2 separate regions of the Homo sapiens genome follow, and region 1 is linked to region 2. A link is a loop called in an ENCODE intact Hi-C map of the cell type or tissue named here. Cell type or tissue: endothelial cell of umbilical vein. All regions are shown on one strand.

Region 1 (8,000 bases), 49 kb after region 2:
AAAGTGCTGGGATTACAGGCATGAGCCACCGTGCCCAGCCAGAGTATTTTTAAAATATGGATACAGAACCCGACTTTAGACCAATTGAACTGAAATATCTGAAGGTGGTGCCCAGACCATGTGTTTTTTTTTTTTTTTTTTTTTTTTTTGAGACGGGGTCTCGCTCTGTCGCCCAGCCTGGAGTGCACAGTGGCGCGATCTCGGCTCACTGCAAGCTCCGCCTCCCAGGTTCACGCCATTCTCCTGCCTCAGCCTCCCGAGTAGCTGGGCCTACAGGCGCCCGCCACCACGCCCGGCTAATTTTTTGTATTTTAGTAGAGACGGGGTTTCACTGTTTTAGCAAGGATGGTCTCGATCTCCTGACCTCGAAATCTGCCTGCCTCCGCCTCCCAAAGTGCTGGGATTACAGGCGTGAGCCACCGCAGCTGGCCCCAGACCATAGGGTTTTATAAAGCATCCCAGGCAATTATGAGGCACAGTAAGGGCTGAGAACTTTTATAAAGGAACATTCTCTAATCATTACATCCATAAAGGAAGTGGCAACTGCTATTTGTATCAAGGAACACTCATCTTATAGGGATGAAAACATTAAAAGAGCATTGTGTAAGGAGGAATCATTGTTTAAAAGGGCAACTGATTGCACGGCAGTAATAGTAAATAAAGGAAACAGTGCGTCCTTTACACATGAAATCCTCTGTGTCCTTTCAAATTCCGATTCATATTATCAAATAACACATCAGAGGTAGAATGGCTGGGGGAGGGGGGATTGAGGGATGGGAGAAGGATAGATGAAGGGAACAGCAGAAAATGAAGCAGGCAGAGCGTGGGATCAGGAGCTGGCGCAGCTGGGGACAACGACATTTCTAAGGGCAGATGCCCAGGGTCAGGGAGAGTAAGCAAGAGAAAACAAGTGGCGATCGGGCACTGGGGCTCATGCCTGTAATCCCAGCACTTTGGGAGGCAGAAGTGGGAGGATCCCTTGAGGCCAGGAGTTTGAGAGCAGCCTGGGTAATCTAGTGAGACTCCATCTCTTACAAAAAAATAAAAAAATAAGCCAGATGTGGTGGTGGGCACCTATAGTCTCAGCTATTTAGGAGGTTGAGGTGGGAGGATTGTCGAGCCCAAGAGTTCGATGCTGCAGTGAGCTATGATTGCAACAGAGCGAGACCCCATCTCTAAAAAACCCAAAAAACAACAGGTGGGTTTGCAGCCAGCTAGGGAGGATAGTGCCAGAGGAAATTGGCAGCAAGCCAGAGATGAGGGCTAGCAGTGTGGTTAGAGGCTGCGAGGAAGGATTCAGGAGCAGAAGAGTGGGCAAGAAAAGCCACGGCCCTCATCCTGAAGGAACTGGAGTCAAGGGCAGTTGTCAGAACAATGCCTTGGCCTCAGAAAAAGATGGAGACTCAGCTTCCCAGACCGGAGCTTGAACATAAGGACTTAATCCCATGGTATCAGTCCTCTCCTTTGGAGACAGCCAGGGCCAGAGTGAACTGAACGGCAAAACGGAGAAAGCTAAACCCAGAAATCCCTAAATATCCTCTCGCCCGGAACATGCTTGGGCCCAGAGCCTGCAGGTGCAGTAGAAGGAGATTCGCTTTCCGGCTTTTGTCGGGGCACCACGGTTTCAACAAAGACAGCCTCTACCCAGGGGCCGACACTCACACAGCCTTCTCTTCCTGCATAGCCATTTGCAAGTCCAGTTTCCCACTATGATACACAGCTCTTGAGATGAAGAAACGTGGCACACACATGTCTGCTGACCTTCTCTGAGATCGAGGAGGTGCTAGGATTTGTTGGCTTGAAGAAATAAGTGTTTGCACCTGACTTTCATCCTGTAACTCATAACCAAGGAAAAGTCAAACTCCCATCATCGGGGAGTGAGTTACTCAGAGGAGATGCTGGCTTTAGAATGTCCACTCCTGTGAGACCCAGAGAAGCACTGACTTAAACTCACCCTGGATGTGAAAGAAAAAGCTCAGTGATGCTGAGAGTCAATTGGTGTAACTTGATGAGCCGAAATCCCCCGCAATGGGGAAAACAGAGTCCTAGAAAGATGAGAGGGAAGGTGAGTCAGCCAGCCTAGTGGGGCTGTTATTCCTAAGCTGGGTTGTATGTCAGAATCACTCACAGCATTCTTAAAAACACAGGCCTAGCCTGTGAGACTCTGAGGCAGCTGGTGGATTTGGGCCAGGACACAGTGGATCTACTTTTAAAAAGCTCCTGGTTGGGCTGGGAGTGGTGGCTCATGCCTGTAATCCCAGGACTTTGGGAGGTGGAGGTGGGTGGATCATCTGAGGTCACGAGTTTGAGACCAGCCTGGCCCAAATGGTGAAACCCCATCTCTATTATAAATACAAAAACTAGCTGGACGTGGTGGTGGGTGTCTGGAATCCCAGCTACTCTGGAGGCTGAGGCAGGAGAATCGCTTGAACCTGGGAGGCAGAGGTTGCAGTGAGCCAAGATCGCACCATTGCACTCTAGCCTGGGGGACAGAGTGAGACTCCGTCTCAGAAAAAAAAAAAAAAAAAAAAGGCCGGGCGCAGTGACTCACGACTGTAATTCCAGCAGTTTGGGAGGCTGAGGCGGGTGGATCACCTGAGGTCAGGAGTTCAAGACCAGCCTGGCCAACATGGTGAAACCCTGTCTCTAATAAAAATATAAAAAATTTAGCCGGGTGTGGTGGTGGGCGCCTGTAATCGCAGCTACTCAGGAGGCTGAGGCAGAATTGCTTGAACCCAGGAGATGGAGGTTGCAGTGTGCCGACATGGTCCCACTGGACTCCAGCCTGGGCGACAGAGTGAGATTCCATCTCAAAAAAAAAAAAAGAAAAAGCCCCTCGTTGAAAACAGTGTGGAGATTATAAAAATAGAACCACCATACACTTCAGCAACCTTGCTACTGGGTATCTACCCCCGCAAAAAAAGAAATCATTTTATATATAAAAAAATACCTGTGCTCATATGTTTATTGCAGCACTATTCACAATAGCAGAGTCATGGAATCAACCTAAGTGACCATCAACGGAGGGCTGGCTAAAGAAAATGCACTCTAAATACACAACAGAGGCCGGGCGCCTGAAAATGCACTCTAAATACACAACAGTGGCTCACGCCTGTAACCCAGCACTTTGGGAGGCCGAGGCGGATGGATCACGAGGTCAGGAGATCAAGACCATCCTGGTTAACACGGTGAAACCCCGTCTCTACTAAAAATACAAAAAAAATTAGCCGGGCGTGGTGGTGGGCACCTGTAGTCCCAGCTACTTGGGAGGCTGAGGCAGGACAATGGCGTGAACCCGGGAGGCGGAGCTTGCAGTGAGCCAAGATCGCGCCACTGCACTCCAGGCTGGGCGACAGAGCGAGACTCCGTCTCAAAAAAAAAAAAAAAAAATACACAACAGAATACTATTCAGGCATAAAAAAGAAACAATGTCTTTTGCAGCAACATGGATGGAACTGGAGTCCATTATCTTAAGTGAAAGAACTCAGAAACAGAAAGACATTGCATGTTCTCACTTATAAGTGGGAGTTGAATAATATGGACCCAGGGACATAGAATGCAAAATAATAGACGCTGGAGACTTGGAGGTGTAAGCGGGTGGGAGGGATGGGAGGTTGCTTGGTGGATATAAAGTGTGTTCTAGTGATGGATGCATTGAAGGCCTGTCTTCACCACAATGTGGTATATCAATGTAGCAAAATTCTACATGTACCCCATGAATAACAAATTCGATATAAACAATTAAATATGAAACAAACAAAAATAAAAAACCAAAAAGTTCCCCAGTGCTTCTGGGGCATACACAGCAGGTTAGGGAGCTAGAAACACCATCTGTTGGTTGGTTTTGCCCTGTTTCTCTCACCCTGGGCAGTCTTGGGCAGCACAGCCTGGCTCCGAGGGTGAAGACTTGCCACAGTCCCAGGCTGGGGTGATGACAAGACCCCCTGAGGCCCCTGAGAGAGTCACTGTCTTGCTCCCTACATCTTCTGCAGGGCTGGCTCTGTGTTCTCTCTGCTTGGGCAAGGCTATGTGGGTTCCCGGGGCAGCCAGCAGAATCTGTCCTTGGAAGATGTGTGAAACTCTAATCTCAACTGGTTCTGTTCCGGCTGCCTGGTTCTTGGCCTCAGCTCAAGAATTCAAGGGTTAGTGGCGGAGGAGGCTCCTTTCTGCTCTGCATCTGGGGATGAATGGCTATTGCCCAGCAAGGCAAGGGGGAGGAGTCTAGGGGGGAGGTCAGGCTCTGACAGAGAGAGAGAGAGTGCACAAGAGAGAATGAATTAACCCATTAGTACCATTAACATTTTAGCATGGACTAATTGACCAGATGAGGTCTTTCTTTCCAGGGGTACAGATAGGTCTTTGACAGTCACAAAAACCCTAGAAAAAGGCCTGGAACCTCCTCTGTCTGCAACAAGAGGTGAGAATGGGCCAGGCACATTGGCTCACGTCTGTAACTCCAGCACTTCAGGAAGCCGAGGTGGGAGGATTGTTTGAGACCAGGAGTTTGAGACCAGCCTGGGTAACATAGTAAGACCCTGTCTCTAAAAAAAAAAATTAGTGGGGTGTAGTGGCACAGGCCTGTAGTCCCAGCTAAGGAGGCTGAGGTGGAGGATTGCTTGAGCCTGGAGGTCAAGGCTGCAGTGAGTCATGATCATACCACTACACTCCAGCCTGGGCAAGCCCTTTCCTGCTCTGGCATTTGCTTGTGAATACTGATTGCTCTCCGACATGTGCCAGATACTCTTCTAGGCACACAGTGAGCAGGACAGATGAGGCTCAGCTCTGGTGGGGCTCACATCCTAGTGCTCACCATCGAAGCTGCCTGAGGAAGGAAGTCCTGAGGCTGGGTCACCCCAGAGCAGACCACCAGGCTCTGGATGAAATACAAGACAAGCAACCTTTCCTTCTTGTCATTCTCAGGGCTGTCTCTGAGCCTGAGCAGCCAAAACCCGCGTGGGAGCAGATGCAGAGATGGACAATGTCACTCTCCCATACCCGAGTGCAGCCACCCACGGGGAGGCAGGGGTGGGGTGGGGGGACGTTCCTGGGGGGTTCAGCCCGGTGGGTGTGGCTGTCCCTGAGTGCCCGTGCACTTCAAAGACACTGGCTCCGGGGTCATAGGAGTCAGCTGTTAGCATCGGGCTTAATAAAGGAGGCCAAAGGCTGGAGAGACACCCAAGGCCTTAAAGGATTAAAAACAGGAAAAATATATACGAATCAGGGGCTGGGTTTGCATTTCATAGACGGGTAATGTTATGATAAAGGTTTGGGCTTTGGATTTGTAAAGTGTTGGATTCAATAAGAAGAATCTGTCTTTGGCTTTTGTTGTACAGGAAACTGAAACAGGCTAATATTGAAGGTGTAAAGGGAATGTACAAAGGATTCAAAAGGAGGCCAGGAAACCCAGCAAGAAAGGAAAAGAAGAACCAATTAGTGTGTATATATATATGGAAGCTAATTTTCATATGAGAAAGTGAGAGATTCTTACTTTAGAAACTGACAGTTACTAAGGGCCTGTGCTTAGTTATTTGCAGTTTCTCCCTGCCTCTCCCATGGAAAATTAATCAATTTCTCTTCCTTTCATTCTTCTCTTCTCATTCTTTGCATGCCTTTGCTTTCACCTCTCCCCTGCCTCAATCCTGCAAATGCCAGAGTCCAAAAAACTATTATGCTGCTGGAGAGACCGCAAGGACAAAAGTGGAGACTATTTGAAAAACAAAGTCATGGACTCCTACGGCTGGAGAGGACCCAGAGCCTCCCCCAACCTTCCTCTCCTCCCCTCTGGCTGCTGCCAGATCGCACCTGACCCGCCCAGGAAAACGGGCCTCTTTGCTTTTTGAAGAACTCCAGAGGAGAGCCCCTGATCTCCCTTGATAACTTATCCCAAGTCTGATATCCTCATTGGCAGAGATTATTTTCCAGCTTAAATCACTCGTGTGGAAGCCGAAGCTCATTGCCTTTTGTTCTGTCCTTGCTGGAGATGGTGAACAGCTGGTCTCCATTCTCGGAGGAATATCGCTTTAAACCTTGCAGGCCATTGTTAAGTGGCCTCTAGGCTTTCTCTTCTCCTGACTAAGAATCATAGCTTCTTTTCCCCATTCCTCATGGGTCCTATTTTCCAGCCCCTCTCACATCTTTGTTCTTTGAATGCGCTCAGGTTTTTCTAAGATATTCCCCTTTGGAAGATGTTTGAAGGAAAACAACAGAAGGGTCTTTAGACGTACTAAGTACTGGCAGTCCCTCTCACCTTACCATAAGCCTCGCTGTTTCCACTGGTTGAGTGGCTTCTGGGGCCTTGCCTTCCTGGGGCCAGGCTGTGCGCGAGGACCGAGCAGCCGGTCCTGTGTTGAGCTCATTGGCTTGACCACAGGCCAGTGCTGTCCCAAAGAGCAAGAGGCCCCAGCACAGCTGGGGGCTCACCTGAACTGAAAATCATGTCTGACATTTGTACAGCTCTTAAATACTTACTAAATAGAGAATCATCAGCCTGGGCAACATAGTGAGACCCTATCTCTAAAAAAATAATAACTTGCGGTCCTAGCTATTTGGGAGGCTGAGGTGGGAGGATCACTTGAGCCCAGGAGCTCAAGGCTGCAGTGAGCTATGACTGAGCAACTGTACTCCAGCATGGGCAACAGAGCAAGACCCTGTCTCTAAATAACTAAATAAATAGCCTATTGTCGCCGGGCGCAGTGGCTCACGCCTGTAATCCCAGTACTTTGGGAGGCCGAGGTGGGCGGATCACAAGGACAGGAGATCAAGACCATGGTGAAACCCCATCTCTACTAAAAATACAAAAAATTAGCTGGGCGCGGTGGCGGGCGCCTGTAGTCCCAGCTACTCGGGAGGCTGAGGCAGGAGAAAGGCGTGAACCCAGAAGGCAGAGCTTGCAGTGAGCCGAGATTGCGCCACTGCACTCCAGCCTGGGCAACAGAGCGAGACTCCATCTCACAAATAAAATCAAATAAATAGCCTATTGTCTCATTCAGAAGAAAAAATTAAGTTCAGCAAAATCTAATGGTTATGTTGAAATCAGCGATGGCTTGTGTACTTTGTCTTGTTAGGTGGGTAGGGGGAGGTGGAGGCTGAAGTGAGGAGGAATTGGGGTGCTCTAGGATGTAAGCTTGAGGCTCCAGGTGGAAGACTGGGGATGGGTAAGTGTGAAGGCCTGTGGGGTGGTAGAGGAACAGATGTTCAAACAGAAACGAAGGAATCTGCTTGCCAGATGTTGGGACAATGGGTTGATGGAGGCTAGAAGGGAAAGACTTACAACGAGGCAGATATAAAAAGGGAGGACTGTGTGGTGCAGAATCATAGATACCAGAGGCTGGGAAGGAGGTGTGGGTGGGAGGGGGAGGAAGAGAGGTTGTGAATGGGCAGGAACATGCAGTTAGGCAGAAGAAACAAGTTCTGTTTTTTGTGTGTGTTTTTTTTGAGATCAAATTTCACTCTTGTTGCCCAGGCTGGAGTGCAATGGCGCGATCTTGGCTCACTGCAACCTCTGCCTCCCGGGTTCAAGCGATTCTCCTGCCTCAGCCTCCTGAGTAGCTGAGATTACAGGCATGTGCTACCATGCTGGCTAATGTTTTTGTATTTTTAGTAGAGACGGGGTTTCTCCATGTTGGTCAGGCTGGTCTCGAACTCCCGACCTCAGGTGATCTGCCTGCCTTGGCCTCCCAAAGTGCTGGGATTACAGGCGTGAGCCACCACGCCTGGCCTAGAAGAAACAAATTATGATGTTTGATAGTGGAGCCGACTATAGCCAGCAAGAATGTGTAGTATATTTCAAAGCAGATAGAAGAGAGGACTTGAAATATTTCCAACACATAGAAATGATAAATATTTGGCCAGGTGCAGTGGCTCACGCCTATAATTGTAGCATTTTGGGAGGCTGAGGTGGGTGGATCGCCTGAGGTTAGAAGTTTGAGACCAGCCTGACCAACATAGTGAAGCCCCGTCTCTACTAAAAATACAAAAATTAGCCGGGTGTGGTGGCACAC
Region 2 (8,000 bases):
AAAATTGAAGCACAAAGAAGCAATTGTGGCAAACAGCAGGTCCTTGAACAGGTCCATTGGCCTATTTAAGTCTCAGTTTTAGTATCCGTGAAATGGGCCTAATAACATCTACCTTTTGAGTTGTTCAGAGGGCTAGATGTATATACATTGCTTTATAAAGGTAATTATATTTACATTACAAAGTACTGGCGCGTTCTCTGATAATAGTAAGAGCTCAACAAGTCGTGACAATTATTATGTTGTTACTAGATAGTTGGTCCAGAGTCATTTGTTTCGCAGGGGAGGGGAGGAGGGGTTCTGCTCGGGATTCGTTTCCTCCATCCTTTTAGCAACTGCACTTCTCTTTCTCTTGGGGAAACTGTCACTCTCTTGACTATGCCATTCTCATGGGTCTGCCTGTTTGCTGGCCACAGGGAGAACCTGTGATCCAGATCTGGCCAATCACAGTGTCTCGTTCCCTTCACCACAGTGATTGGCCTAAGAACAGGCAGGAGACGCGATCTGGACCAATCAGAAACTTACATTGAGGTATGTATATGTGCGTGTTGGGAGAAAAAAATTACTTTATTTTTCCTTCCAGTTTGCAAAGCTGGGCTAAGAGCAGAGTTTGTCACAACCAAACCTAGAGCTGGAGAAAAGGGGAAGTGGAGAGGCAACCGAAAATACCATGAGGTCTCTGAATCTACACCTCTTCTTTCTAGTTATTGGAATCAATGCATTCCAGCTTTTTGCTTCAACCAGAATGAGTTTTGTATCCCTGGTAACCCTGCCTAATGCAAGGACTCACTCAGATTTCCAGATTCTTATCTTAGTGTGTTGTCCTTTAGGTCAGCACTTTTCAAGAGCCATTGCCATCATTTATTCATTCGTCAAAATTATTTTGGACAGATTCCGGGGTGAAGCGGTCATGCTAAGAGAATAACAAACAAGCATGTGGCCAGTGTTATGAGGGCTTCAGATCCAGTCAGGGGTGCAAAATGAGAAAAAGCTAATCAAGAAAATAAAACAGCTGGGCGCAGTGGCTCACACCTGTAATCCCAGCACTTTGGGAGGCCGAGGCAGGCAGATTGCTTGAGCCCATGAGCTCGAGACTAGTCTGGGCAATATGGTGAAACTCTGTCTCTACAAAATAACACACACAAATTAGCCAGGCATTGGCCGGGCGTAATCGCTCATGCCTGTAATCCCAGCACTTTGGGAGGCTGAGGCAGGCAGATCAACTGAGGTCAGGAGTTCAAGAACAGCCTGACCGACCTGATGAAAACCCATCTCTACTAAAAATACAAAATTAGCTGGGTATGGTGGTACATGCCTGTAATCCCAGCTACTTGGGAGGCTGAGGCAGGAGAATTGCTTGAATTTGGGAGGTGGAGATTGCAGTGAGCCAAGATTGCGCCACCGCACTGCAGCCTGAGCGACAAGAGCGAAACTCCGTCTCAAAAAAAAAAAAAAAAATTAGCCAGGCATGGTGGTATGCACCTGTAGTCCTAGCTTCTAGGGAGGCTGAGGTGGGAAAATCACTTGAGCCTGGGCGGCCTAGGCTGCAGAGAACCATGAGCATGCCATTGCACTCCAGCCTGGGCATAGAGCGAGACCCCGTCTAAAAAAAATTAATTAATTAAAAAGAAAAAGCTAATGATGACAGATACCAACTGAGTTGAAGTGCTATGAGAGTTCAGAAAAGAGAGAGGGCTCATGCTTTTGGGGACTATCAGGGAAGCCTTTGAAGAGGAAGCAGGAATTTGAATTGGGCATTGAAGGACAGTTCAGATAAGTGTTTTTCTAGAGAGTGTGGTGGTAGGTGCAAAGATATCTAGGGCAAAGAGTTGATGAGGCACAGTAATGGGAGGTAAGAGTGAAGGTGAGATGGGGCTTTATGTACTCTTTGAAAATAGTTTCATAGGCTGGGTATGGTGGCTCACGCCTGTAATCCCAGCACTTTGGGAGGCTGACGTGGGCAGATCACCGAAGGTCAGGAGTTTGAGACCAGCGTGGCCAACATGGCAAAACCCGTCTCTATTAAAAATACAAGAAATTAGCTGGGTGTGGTGGCAGGCACCTGTAATCCCAGCTATTTGGGAGGCTGAGGCAGAAGAATTGCTTGAACCTGGGAGGCAGAGGTTGCAGTGAGCTGAGATCACGCCACTGCACTCCAGCCTGGGAGACAAGAGCGAAACTCTGTCTCAAAAAAAAAAAAAAGAAAATAGTGTCATAGAAGCTTAAAACATATTCAAACATAGAGAGAATAGTATAATGAATCACCAGCAGACATTGGCCAATTGCAATAGTTATCAATAAAACAATATCATTCTTGTTTTATCTACTCAACTGATCCTTCCTCATCATCCTCCCCACCCTCCCACTGAAATATTTTGAAACAAATCCCAGACATCCTATCATTTTACCCTGAAATACTTAATTATTATTGTTGTTATTATTATTATTTATTATTTTTTTTTGAGACAGAGTTTTACTCTTGTTGCCCAGGCTGGAGTGCAACGGTGCCATCTTGGCTCACTGCAACCTCCACCTCCCGGGTTCAAGCAATTCTGCCTCAGCCTCCCAAGTAGCTGGGATTACAGGCATGCACCACCATGCCCGGCTAATTTTGTATTTTTAGTGGAGATGGGGTTTCTCCATGTTGGTCAGGCTGGTCTGGAACTTCCGACCTCAAGTGATCTGCCTGCCTCGGCCTCCCAAAGTGCTGGAATTACAGGGGTGAGCCATCGTGTCTGGTTTTATTATTATTGTTGTTTGATACAGGTTCTTGCTCTGTCACCCAGGCTGGAGTGCAGTGACGTGATCATGACTCACTGTAGCTTTGAACTTCTGGGCTGAAGTGATCCTCCCACCTCTGTCTCCTAGATAGTTGGGACCATGGGCATGCACCACCATGCCTGGTTAATTTTTTATTTTTTTGTAGAGATAAGGTATCACTACATTGTCCCGGCTGGTCTAGAACCCCTGGGTTCAAGCAAGCTGCCTGCCTCGGTCTCCCAATGTGCTGGGATTACAGGCATGAGGCACTGTGCCCGGCCACATACTTAATTATTATTATTATTTTTAAATTAATTAATTTTTTTTTAGACGGAGTCTTGCTCTGTCGCCCAGGCTGGAGTGCAGTGGCGCGATCTCGGCTCACTGCAAGCTCCACCTCCCAGGTTCAGGCCATTCTCCTGCCTCAGCCTCCCAAGTACCTGGTACTACAGATGCCTGCAACCACGCCCGGCTAATTTTTTGTATTTTTAGCAGAGACGAGGTTTCACTGTGTTAGCCAGGATGGTCTCGATCTCCTGACCTCATGATCTGCCCGCCTTGGCCTCCCAAAGTGCTGGGATTACAGGCGTGAGCCACGGTGCCCGGCCTATTAGTAGTATTTTTTTAGATGGAGTTTCGCTCTTGTTGCCCAGGCTGGAGTGCAATGGCGTGATCTCGGCTCACTGTGACCTCCACCTCCCAGGTTCAAGTGATTCTCCTGCCTCAGCCTCCCGAGTAGCTGGAATTACAGGCTACAACCACCACACCCTGCTAATTTTTGTACTTCTAGTAGAGACGGGGTTTCGCCATGTTGACCAGGCTGGTCTTGAACCCCTAACCTCAGATTATCTGCCTGCCTCAGCCTCCCAAATTGCTGGGATTACAGGGGTGGGCCACTGCTCCCGGCCTGAAGTACTTAATTACTATCTTTAAAAGGCAAAGGACTCTTCTCCCAATATAAGCCCAATAATATTATCATCCCTAAAAATCCCCCAATAATTTCTTAACATTACCTAATTCTCAGTGTATGTTCCATTTTCTCCAATTGTCTCACAAATATCTTTGCGCAGATGGTTTGTTTGAATCTGGATCTAAAGACAGTACACACATGTAGTTGGTTATGTCTCCTGAGTCTCTTGCTACCTACAATAATTCTTACTATCCCATTTTAGAACTCTGTATTTGGTAAAGGAAGCTGATCATTTGTCCTGTGGAATTTTCCACATCCTGGATTTGGCTGATTGCGTTATCATGGTGTTGTTCAACAATGCTCCTAGGCTCCTTCTATTCCTGTAAACTGGTGATAATGAGGCCTGGAGGCTTGATGAGATTCTGATTCAGTTATTATTGTTATTACTTTTTTGGTGATGCAGCGGACTTTCCCATGCACCTCGTCAAGAGACACATAATGTCTGGCTTTCTACTTCCAGTGATGTCAAAGTTGATCAGTGAATTTTAGTAAAAACTGCTGTTGTAGTTTTTTAGACCCCTCTCTAAGATTCTGACATGAGTCCATGGGGGCTGGGCTAGTGAACAAATCTAATTCACAGATCCGGCTGCACTCAGAATCACCCTTCCTCTGGGACCAGGGAGTCATTGTTACTGGGCCAAGCTGACGTCTGACCTTTGAGAGCTTCCCTTGGGTGGCAGAATTTCCCAGGAAGCTATTCAGGCCCTAAGGCAAATAGGATTCCTGCTGGCCTGTCCCACCGGTCTGCCAGGCGAGCTTGAATCTTTGAATGAAGTGAGGATTCCAAAGAGATTTGTCAGAATGTGTGATACTAGATTTCTTTAGCAAGAATGCTTGTCACTTTGCTACTTTCCAGTGGAAAAAATTTCCACTGATTGTGTCTAAAAATGCAAAAGAAAATGGAGAAGCAAGGTAATTTCACACGAAAATAGTCAGCAATGGAAACTTACTATTAAACAACACAGGAGGACTTTTACTTTACGGTCTTGAATTATACAACTTGCCCTTTGAACTGGATAATTTGATTATGTAGTCAGTTCCCTTGGGCAATTCAGGTTTGTGCCCTAGATTATTACGACTCCCCTCACCCCCGATATATGAAGATAATTGTGTGAGCTTCAGACTGACAACCTCTAGCAGAATTTGGGTTGCAGTCGGTTTTAAATGTAGGGAAATTGTTTTATGTAGATGGCTTGATGAATATGGTAATTTAGTTTTTAATTCATTTGACTCAGTTGAGAAAAAGATTTCAGCTTCGGAAATTAATAAACTCATACATGTTTGTGTCTTTTATATATGATTTTGAGGTCCTTTGCCTCACATACTGTGCTGTGCTTTTTTTTTTTTTTATTCCCTCTTAATGTCTTGTGCTTTGGGTTGCTTCATTTCTGTGTCTGCCCTGGGGCTTGTTCTGTGTCAGGTAACATGCTGACCTTCTTCCTGGCTTGATTTCCACATTCAGGAAGGCTTCTTTTTTTGCCCAAAACATTTGTTTTGTTCACAGATGGTATTATAAGGTTTAGAGAAATGTCATGGAGTATTTCACATAGTTTTGCGCATCGTTTTATAAAGTGAGTTTCTCAGATTTATGTATCCATCTTGGCCTTCTTTCTTTTTCTCTCTCCCTCCCTGAAAGCTGAACTAGACTGAGAGCCACTCGGGGGAACTTTGTTTTATATACATGGTTGTTTCCCAGTTCCAAGCTCAGTGCCTGGCCCATGGCAGGTGTCCAGTGAATATTATGGGAGGAGTTAATGAGTAAAAATGAACTTTGAGAATTTTCTTCTCTCTTTCTACCCTCGAATTCCCCAAACAGGGCACCCTTGTTTATACTGGGTTTTAGGAAACTAAATATCAATGACAGCCCACTCCTTTTGCTTAGAAAGATTTAGAGACTTCTTTTTGTTAGGTAAATGCTCAGCTAGATTCAAATCACTAACTCCAATTTATAGGTTAAGTTAGAATCAGGATGGAACATTTTGGCTCAGGGCCATGGCTATGAAAAAATTTCCAAGGCCAAAGTCACAGACAGTGTCACTGTATTCACTTCCTGTGGCTTCTGTAACAAATTACTACAACTGAGTCGTTTACAACAGAAACTTATCCCCTCATAGATCTGGAGGCTGGAAGTCCAAAATCAGTGTTACTGGGCTGAAATCAAGGTACGGGCAGGGCTGCACTCCCTTCAGAGGCTCTAGGGGAGGAACCTTGCCTTTCCAGCTTCTGGTGGCCTCTGGCTGTGCCTCATCAATCATATTTTGAAAGTGGGTAGACAGAAAAGAATATAAAATTTTAAGTTAGAAGCCAGGCGCAGTGGCACATGCCTGTAATCCCAACACTTTGGGAAGCTGAGGCGGGCAGATCACTTGAGGCCGGGAGTTCAAGACCAGCCTGACCAACATGGCGAAACCCCGTCTCTACTAAAAATATAAAAAATTAGCTGGGCATGGTGGTGCATGCCTGTGGTCCCAGCTACTTGGGAAGCTGAGGTGGGTGTATTGCTTGAACTGGGGTGGTGGAGGTTGCAGTGAGCTGATTTGACACCACTGTACTCCAGTCTGGGTAACAAAGCAAACGTCTGTCTCCAAAAGAAAAAAAATAAAAATTGAGTTAGAAACATGCCGTTTAAAATGTGTATTTGGGCCTGGTGCAGTGGCTCATGCCTATAATCCCAGAATTTTGGGAAGCTGAGGTGGGAGGATTGCTTGAGGCCAGGACTTTGAGACCAGCTTGGACAACATAGTGAGACCTCCATCTCTACCACAAAAAAAAAAAAAAAAAATTAGCCAGGCATGGTGGTATGCACCTGTAGTCCCAGCTACTGGGAGGCTGGGGTGGGAGGATCCCAACCCAGGAGACTGAGGCTGCAGTGAGTTATAATTGCAGCACTGTACTGCAGCCTGGGTGACAGTGAGATGCTATCTCTAAAAAAAAAAAATAAATAAATAAAGGCTCTTTGTAGCATAAATTGCAACTATGGACTAGCAGCCAGCCTCCCCTCCTTTCTTTTGGTGTGTACACCCCTCTCCCTGAGGTTTAGCAGGTAGAGGCTAGAGTTCCCAGGTAGAGGCTACAGTGCTCAGCCTCTTTTTTACAAACAGTTGAGGCTATCTAAGTTCTTACCACTGGGTTGTGAGTTGAAGTGAGGTGTGCAACTTCCACATCATTTTCTTAAAGAGAAATTGCTCACCTTTGACTTCCTCCCCCTTTCCCCTCCTTTGGGAAGGAATGCAGATGCTATGGTGAGCCAGTCTGACCATTCAGGCAAGGATCCCTCCCTACCAGGTGGTGGAACAATGAGAATGAGGACCTCCTGGAGCAGAGTGGCCTCACCACCCTGTACCCCACTGCGCTCACCTCTGGAAATGACACCAGAATGAACTTCTGTATAGTTTATTTATTTATTTACTCATTTATTTATTTTGAGACAGGGTCTCTCTCTGTCACCCAGGCTGGAGTGCAGTGGTGCATTCATAGCTCACTGTAGCCTCAAACTCCTGGGCTCAAGCGATCCTTCCGCTTCAGCCTCTTGAGTAGCTAGGACTACAGGCATGCACCACCACACCAGGCTAATTTTTTTTTTTTTTTTTTTTTGAGACAGAGTTTCGCTCTTCTTGCCCAGGCTGTAGTGCAATGTTGGGATCTCGGCTCACTGCAACCTCTGCCTCCTGGGTTCAAGCGATTCTCCTGCCTCAGCCTTCCAAGTAGCTGGGATTACAGGCATGCACCACCACACCTGGCTAATTTTGTGTTTTTAGTATAGATGGGGTTTCACCACGCTGGTCAGGCTGGTCTCGAACTCCTGATCTCAGGTGATCCACCCGCGTTGGCCTCCTAAAGTGCTAGGATTACAGGCATCAGCCACTGCACGCAGCCCTTCTGTAGGGGTCATCATTTTGGGGTCCCTTTCTTATAGCAGTGATATGGTTTGGATGTGTCCCCACCCAAATCTCATCTTGAATTGTAATCCCTATTTGTCGGGGGAAGGATCTGGTAGGAGGTGATTGGATCTTGGGGCCGGTTTTCCCCATGCTGTTCTCCTGATAGTGAGTGAGTTCTCATGAGATCTGATGGTTTTGTAAGTGGAGGTTTCCCCTGCTCTCCTTCCTCCTGTCGCCTTGTGAGGAAGGTATCTGCTTCCCCTCCTACCGTGATTGTAAGTTTCCTGAGGCCTCCCCGGCCATGTGGAACTGTGAGTCCATTAAACCTCCTTTGTTTACGAATTACCCAATCTCGGATAGTAACTTTATAGCAGTGTGAGAGTGGACTAATA

Evidence for each region. Hi-C counts contacts between places; a loop is a spot of excess contacts. Peaks named below come from ENCODE experiments on the same cell type or tissue, not always from the same donor. Only the 100,000 strongest peaks of a DNase experiment are listed, where the experiment ranks them.
Region 1: it touches region 2 in a loop (4-fold over the local background); 4 of 110 quality-filtered maps call a loop at or near these places.

What each region holds. Positions count from the first base shown.
Region 1 is chr10:21,312,214-21,320,213 of GRCh38, reverse strand. No RefSeq gene overlaps it. Among named protein-coding and RNA genes, the nearest start is that of LINC02643, 57 kb to the left of the region's middle. In endothelial cell of umbilical vein, no CTCF peak of the experiment used is centred here; DNase peaks (open chromatin) are centred at 4,113, 4,683 and 5,513; H3K27ac peaks cover 2,261 bases.
Region 2 is chr10:21,361,025-21,369,024 of GRCh38, reverse strand. LINC02643 (long intergenic non-protein coding RNA 2643) reads left to right here. Exons shown (of 5, transcript NR_155751.1): 3 at 470-528. Among named protein-coding and RNA genes, the nearest start is that of LINC02643, 7.9 kb to the left of the region's middle. RefSeq lists enhancers at 5,162-5,757, 5,758-6,355. In endothelial cell of umbilical vein, no CTCF peak of the experiment used is centred here; DNase peaks (open chromatin) are centred at 2,824, 4,044 and 5,534; H3K27ac peaks cover 3,900 bases.